2 separate regions of the Homo sapiens genome follow, and region 1 is linked to region 2. Evidence: chromatin contacts called from ENCODE Hi-C or POLR2A ChIA-PET data. All regions are on one chromosome and are shown on one strand. The core of a region is the stretch at or near the end of the contact, and the rest is flanking DNA. Distances in the headings are between cores, read along the strand shown. Region 1 has its middle 30 kb from the start of CHST3. Region 2 overlaps PSAP (prosaposin).

Region 1 (3,719 bases), core at 1,025-3,524, 98 kb before region 2:
ATTCCCATCAAAAAGTGGGCTAAGGACATGTATAGATAATCCTCAAAAGAAGATATACAAATGGCCAACAAACATAGGAAAAAATGCTCAACATCACTAATTATCAGGAAAATGCAAATCAAAACCACAATGTGACAATATCACCTTACTCCTGCAAGAACAGCCATAATTTTTAAAATAAGAAAATAATTGATGTCGGTGTGGATGTGGTGAAAAGGGAACACTTTTACACTGCTGGTGGGAATGTAAACTAGTACAACCACTATGGAAAACAGTGTGAAGATTCCTTAAAGAACTAAAAGTAGATCTACCATTTGATCCAGGAATCCCACTACTGGGTATCTACCCAGAGGAAAAGAAGTCATATGAAAAAGATGCTTGCACATGCATGTTTATATTGTATATTATGATAGCAGCACAATTTGAAATTACAAAAATATGGCACCAGGGCCATGTGCAGTGGCTCATGCCTGTAATCCCAGCACTTTGGCATTGGTGAGGGGATTGCTTGAGCTCAGGGGTTTGAGACTAGCCTGGGCAACATAGCAAGACCTCATCTCTACTAAACAAACAAACAAACAAAAAAAAAAAAAAAAGAAAAGAAAGAACGAAAAAGATGGATCAATTCAAGCTACATAAAAATCAAAACTTCTGCTTGGTCACGAACAACAATAATAACAAAAATATGAAACCAGCCCAAATGCCCATCAATCAATAAGTGGATAAAGAAAATGTGGTATATATATGTTGAAATATATATATATACACACACACACACACATATACACACACACACACATATATATATACACACACGTATAACTCAGCCATGAAAAAGAATGAAATAATGGCATTTGCAAAAACCTGGATAGAGTTGGAGACTATTATTCTAACTGAAGTAACTCAGGTATGGAAAACCAAACATCATATATTCTCACTCATAAGTGGGAGCTAAGCTATGAGGACGCAAAGGCATAAGAATGATACAATGGACTTTGAAAACTTGGCGGGTGGTGGGGAAGGATGGAAGTGGGGTGAGAGATAAAAGACTACACATTGGGCCATCCTGGCTAACATGGTGAAGCCCCATCTCTACTAAAAATACAAAAGAAATTAGCTGGTCGTGGTGGCACATGCCTGTGATCCTAGCTACTCGGGAGGCTGAGGCAGAAGAATGGCTTGAACCTGGGAGGTGGAGCTTGCAGTGAGCTGAGATTGTGCCCCTGTACTCCAGCCTGGGCGACAGAGCGAGACTCTGTCTCAGGAAGAAACAACAACAACAAAAAACGCTACACATTGGGTACAGTGTACACTGCTTGGGTAATGGGTGCACCAAAATCTCAGAAATCACCACTAAAGAACTTATCTGGGGCTGGGCACAGAGGCTCACACCTGTAATCCCAGCACTTTGGGAGGCCGAGGGGGGTGGATCACGAGGTCAAGAGATCGAGACCATCCTGGCCAACGTGGTGAAACCCCATCTCTACTAAAAATACAAAAATTAGTTGGGCGTGGTGGCATGCACCTGTAGTCCCAGCTATTCAGGAGGCTGAGGCATGAGAATTGCTTGAACCTAGGAGGCAGAGGTTGCAGTGAGTGGAGATCGCTGCACTGCACTCCCGCCAGGCAACAGAGCGAGACTCTGTCTCAAAAAAAAAAAAAAAAAAAAAGGACTTATCCATGCAACCAAACACCACCTGTTCCCCAAAAACCTATTGAAATAAAAATAAATTAATAAAAAAAACTAGTCTTAGCTGTTTTTTTTTCTTTTTCTTTTTCTCATTGCCAGTGGAGGGAAATAGTCTTGGGTGTTTTTGTTCTTGTTTTTTTCTTACAGCAGCACAAATGAAACAAGATAGACCTTTATGGAGATTTAAAGGTCTAAATTACAATTAACTGAGGCCATAAGGGTGGGGCCCTAATCCAATAGGACTGGTGTCCTCATAAGAAGAAGACACAGCATACACCAGATATCTTCCTTTCTCTGCACCTGCACAGAGGAAAGTCTATGTGAGAACACAGCAAGAAGGTGGCTGTCTATAAGCTGGAAGAGAGGCCTCACCAGGAACCAAACTAATGGCACCTGATGTTGGACTTCCAGCCTCCAGAAAATAAGTTGCCATTGTGTAAGTCTGTTATGGCAGACCTAGTAGAATAATACACCCCAAATGAAAACAAAAGTAGGATTTTAAAAACCCCAGATCTACAGATCATATCCACAACAAAACTAGGTGACGGGTTAAACCCACAAGCTTAAGGTGCAGGTGGGTGGGGAAAAACCACAGCAGTTACAAAGGCTTCTTGCACCAAACAGTCAAGTTGTGAAGGCAAAGGAAAATTTCTTGAAGGAAATCAAAAGAGCTGCTCCAGTGAACACACAAATGATAAGAAAGCACAACAGTCTTGCTGATATGGAGAAAGTTTCTGAGTGGTATAGACAGAAGATCAAGCCAGCCATAACATTCCCTTAAGCCAAAGCCTAATGCAGAGCAAGGCCCCAACTATCTTCAATTCTATGAAGGCTGAGAGAGACGAGGAAGCTGCAGAAAAGTTGGAAGCTGGCAGAAGTGGGTTCATGGGGTTTAAGGAAATATGTCATATACATAACATAAAACCTGCAGAAAGTTATTCAGAAGATCCAGCTAAGGTCATTGATGAAGGTGGCTACACTAAACAACAGGTGTTTTAATGGAGACGACACAGCCTTACGTGGGAAGAAGAGGCCATCTAGGACTTTCACAGCTAGAGAGGAGAAGTCAGTGCCTGGCTTCAAAGCTTCAAGCGACAGGCTGACTCTCTTGTTAGGGGCAGCAGGTGACTTTAAGTTGTTAGGGGAAGCTGGTGACTTTAAGTTAAAGCCAATGCTCATTGACCATTCCAAAAGTCCTAGAGCCCTTAAAAATTATGCTAAATCAGCTGGGTGCGGTGGCTCACGCCTGTAATCCCAGCACTTTGAGAAGCTGAGGCGGTTGGATCACCTGAGGTCAGGAGTTCAAAACCAGCCTGGCCAACATGGTGAAACCCCATCTCTACTAAAAATACAAAAATTAGCCAGGTGCGGTGGTGGGCGCCTGTAATCCCAGCTACTTGGGAGGCTAAGGCAGGAGAATTGCTTGAACCTGGGAGGCGGAGGTTACAGTGAGCCGAGATTGCACCATTGCACTCCAGCCTGGGCGACAGAGTGAGACTCTGCCTCAAAAAAAAAAAAAAAAAAAAAAAAAAAAAACTAAATCTAGACTATATCAGATTATTATTGAAGTGGGGAAAAAAAAAGAATTATGCTAGGTTCACTCTGCCTGTGCTCTATAAAAAAAAAACTTGCACAACAGCTTATCTGTTCATTGAATATTTTCAGCCAACTGTTGAGACCTACTGCTCAGAAAAAATATTTTTTTTCAAAATATCACTGCTTACTGACAATGCATCTAGTCACCCATGGGCTCTGATGGAGATGTACAAGGAGATGAATGTTGTTTCCATGCCTGCAAACACAACATCCATTCTGTGGCCCATGGATCAAGGAGTAATTTCAACTTTCAAGCCTTCTTCTCCTTAAGTAATGCATTTCATAAGGCTATAGCTGCCACAGATAGTGATTCCTCTGATGGATCTGGGCAAAGTAAATTGAAAATTTTCTGGAAAGGAGTCACCATTCTAGATGCCATTAAGGCTGTTCAGGATTCATGGGAGGAGGTGAAAATATCAACATGAAGAGGAGT
Region 2 (3,709 bases), core at 75-2,574:
GTGACTGTTCATTTGTTCTTTGGCCTGAGGGCCTCGGGCTCTGCGCAGTCAGTGGAGCTGGTAGCCATGCCTTCAGCTGGGTTGTTTACCTGCTTGTGTGGAGAAAAACCACCCTTGCCTGTAGAGCTTTATGATTAATCCACAGCTGGGACCTGAGAAGTTCCTCAAGTGCTAGGAGAAATGTGTGTGTAATAAAGTTTCTGGGAAAGGGATCCATGTCCCCAAAAGGTTCTGACCCACTGTTTGATCCCCTCTTAGGAGATCTGCTCTGGGAGTGGGCTTTGCACCTCTTGGCGGCTGGGAGCTCCCCAGCACCACCCAGTGGTGCCTGCCCTGAGGACACGCAGTCTATGAACGTATGTCATCATGTCGTTCATCCTGGGAGATGGAATCCGTTGCATACCACAGGCTGTTTTTGTAACATGCACCTTTATGTTTGGCTTGTGGTTGGAGGTAGAAGGGGGTGTCTTGCTAAGAAGGCACTTTCTAGGAGTTGGAATTTACGTGTTACTTCCTGTGTCCACGGAAATCTGTTTTACGCTGGAACTTGACTTTATAGGCGTACCGAATTCTCCACCATGCGTATCTTTTTGCCTCCAGATCTGAGGAAGAGGCCTGCTGCCATTCAGTAGGTCATGGATTGGGAAGTGACAGTCAGTTTGTATTAGCTGGGCCAGTTTCAGATACAAGGGGCTGCCCAAGATTATTTTCAGTCCAGGTTGGCCGGACCAAAACAAGTAACAAAGTCATCATGGAAAACGATTATTGTTTCACATTCCTAGAGGAAGTAGGCAGCCTACAAAGTATTCTCACATGGGCCTGTGAGAGTGTGTTGTGTTCCGGAAACACTCTAGATTTTGGTCAGCTGTAGCTAGTTCCCTGCTGAGAGGGCTGGAGAAAGTAGCTGGGTGGACATTACACTGGATGAGCATTTTTAAGAATCGGGGGTGCTGGTCACTTGCCCCTGCTTTTGGTGGTGACTCCTCTGTCTTGGCTCTGGTCTCCTGAGGTCTGAGCCCATCCTCTTCTGGCTTCCCTGTGTATCACTCTGCCTTCCTCTGCCTAGAGACTCATTTGGTAGCCTCCTGTTCATCTTGATTTGGAGGTAGGGCTAGGCAGTGTATCATGGTGTCATCATGGGTCCTTTTCAGAGTCCTAGGGGCCCAGGGCCTGCTAGGGTGTGGTGGGAGTCATCAGGTCTGGGGTTCCTATTTGTGCTGTCTCTGTGACCGCACAGTCCCCAGAGCCCTTACCCTCATGACTCAATTCTGCCTCCCCTCCACCGCTCCCCTGAGATTTATAACTGAGGCTGGCGCCAGCCATGCTTGGCTACACTGCGGGCTAACTAAGCTTTTGTGAGCCATCTGGGGAGCTTGGTACTGATTTGCATCTGGCACATGTTTTCCCCTGGAAACTAGAGTCCAAACCAGCAGCCTCTGGAATGTGGCCAGCTTGGTTGAGGTTGCGAACTGGACGTGTTTGTGATTTTGCTCCCAGGGGACAGGGAAGGCTATAATCTGGGCAGCAGATGAATAATTCATTTGCTTGTGTCTGAAGGGGTGAAGGTGATCTGACTCGAGCTTTGTGGGACTCAGTCTTTGTGTGAGTAGCTTGTGGAGGTAGTAATGAAAGAAAGCAGTTCATTCCTTACCCTCTCCTGGAGGAAGAACACGTACTGACCTATACAACACGTGTTTCCTATGTGTGTTACACACGTATGTAGAATTGGCTTACAGAGGGAAGCAGCATACAGCAAGATTCCTGAGGTTCTAAGTGTGTTTCTCAGGTGATTGTGTTTTGTTTTTTTTTTTTTTTTTTCTGTCTCAGACTTGGGTCAAGTATCTATTGCAGCAAAAGTTTGTTCAACCCTACTGAGATGCCTGTTGGAGTTTGACCCTCATGCCACCATCCTCTATGTGTAGTCCGATGTAATCTCTTGTTTCCTAGCTAAATAATTGGGCTAGAAGTGAGATGTGAATCTGAGGATTTTTTTCCCCATTTTTTTGGTTCTAAAATCAAGGACCTGTTTTAAGAAACATAGGCACTCTCAAGGCAGTTTATAAAATATTTTTAGGGCTAGGTATGGTAGCTCACCGCTGGAGTGCAGTGGTGAGATCTCGGCTCACTACAACCTCTGCCTCCTGGGCTCAAGCTATCCTCCCACCTCAGTCTCTCGAGTAGCTGGGATCACAGGTGCGTGCTACCATGCCCGGCTAATTTTTTGTAGAGATGAGGTTTTGCCATGTTGCCCAGGCTGGTCTCGAACTCCTGGACTCAACTGACCCCACCTCGGCCTCTCAAAGTGCTGAGATTATAGGCATGAGCCACCGGCAGCTGGCCATTGTTTTATGTTATAAGGGTATGAATTTTTTTTAATTTTAATTTTTATTTTATTTATTTATTTATTTATTTATTTATTTTTTGAAACGGAGTCTCGCTCTGTCACCCAGGCTCACTGCCAGCTCCGCCTCCCGGATTCACGCCATTCTCCTGCCTCAGCCTCCCGAGTAGCTGGAACTACAGGCGCCCGCCACCACACCTGGCTAATTGTTTTTTTTTGTATTTTTAGTAGAGATGGGGTTTCACTGTGTTAGCCAGGATGGTCTTGATCTCCTGACGTCGTGATCCACCCACCTTGGCCTCCCAAAGTGCTGGGATTATAGGCGTGAGCCACCGTGCCCAGCCTGTTTTTCTTTTTTAAAAAAACCCTTCATTCTACAGTTGTTATCCATTTTACAGAAGTCAAAATCTTCCCTGTATTTGAATTTGTTAGTCTTTTCTCCTATGGTTTCTTTTGTTACTTATGGAAACATTTTAAGGTTATGATGATACCTTATTACTTATGGAAACATTTTAAGGTTAAAGTTCTGATACTCCCTGATACTGTTTAAAGGTAGCTAGAGAGGATGAACGTGAACCAGATACATGAGTCCCTTCTAGCCCTGTGACAGACAAGCCAGCTTCTTGACCGGGACAGGCGTGTATCTGTGTGGCTGGTGTCCCATACAGCTTGGTGAGGGGCTGAGTAGCAGAGTCCAGCTCAAGGACAGTCGCCCTCAGCCCTGGGGAAATAAGTCAGGTCGACCTGGTTTGCTACAAAATGGGCCACCTCCTCACGTTGGTTTTCATTTTAGCTCTAGCCGGCCCGGTCCTTGGACTGAAAGAATGCACCAGGGGCTCGGCAGTGTGGTGCCAGAATGTGAAGACGGCGTCCGACTGCGGGGCAGTGAAGCACTGCCTGCAGACCGTTTGGAACAAGCCAACAGTGGTGAGTGCCGCTGCCCTCCAGTCCCAGCCGCAGCACTCCTCTTGGGTCCCCTTAGAACAGCTGTAACTCACTGCCATATTGACAGAGCACTTTTTCTTGCCTTGTTTTGTTTACTTCTCACTGTGACTCTGTGTGGGAGGCAGGACCTATTGGTGAATGTACCCATTTTACAGCAGAGGAGATGGAGGCTCAGAGAGGTTAAGGTTTCACTCTCCTGAGGCTACCTGGTTTCTTGTGGCAGACAGGATGAGGTCCCCCATGCCTGCGGCTCCAGGTGCCTGCCCCATGCTGCCTCTGGGCCTCTGTGCAGATCCCACTTCTCACCTTAGATAAGAGGCCAGTGGGTTGGCAGTGCCCATTCCCACCACTGGGCACATGGGCGCGGCTCTATCCTTGGTCACTCACTCCAAAAAGTAAATGCTGAGCTTTTCAGGTACTTTC

What was found. Hi-C counts contacts between places; a loop is a spot of excess contacts on that map. ChIA-PET counts read pairs that join two places held with the same protein, here RNA polymerase II (POLR2A). Pooled maps may share reads with other maps.
Region 1: a pooled map shows a loop between it and region 2 (2.8-fold over the local background). The contact joins two enhancer-like sites. A Hi-C loop is called at or near these places in 1 of 168 maps with a recorded cell type or tissue (endothelial cell of hepatic sinusoid), 3 of 37 single-sample maps with no recorded cell type and 4 of 50 pooled maps. POLR2A ChIA-PET finds 5 or more read pairs at or near these places in 2 of 52 experiments (T-cell and activated CD4-positive, alpha-beta T cell).

The regions. Positions count from the first base shown.
Region 1 is chr10:71,932,371-71,936,089 of GRCh38, reverse strand. No RefSeq gene overlaps it. Among named protein-coding and RNA genes, the nearest start is that of CHST3, 30 kb to the left of the region's middle. Within about 2 kb of position 2,274, at least 2 of the 41 ENCODE cell types and tissues checked have a DNase peak (open chromatin) inside an H3K27ac peak, as active enhancers do.
Region 2 is chr10:71,833,931-71,837,639 of GRCh38, reverse strand. It overlaps PSAP (prosaposin), which reads left to right. Exons shown (of 14, transcript NM_002778.4): 2 at 3,135-3,268. Among named protein-coding and RNA genes, the nearest start is that of PSAP, 15 kb to the left of the region's middle. RefSeq lists enhancers at 225-994, 898-997, 1,108-1,177, 995-1,764. Within about 2 kb of position 1,324, at least 26 of the 41 ENCODE cell types and tissues checked have a DNase peak (open chromatin) inside an H3K27ac peak, as active enhancers do.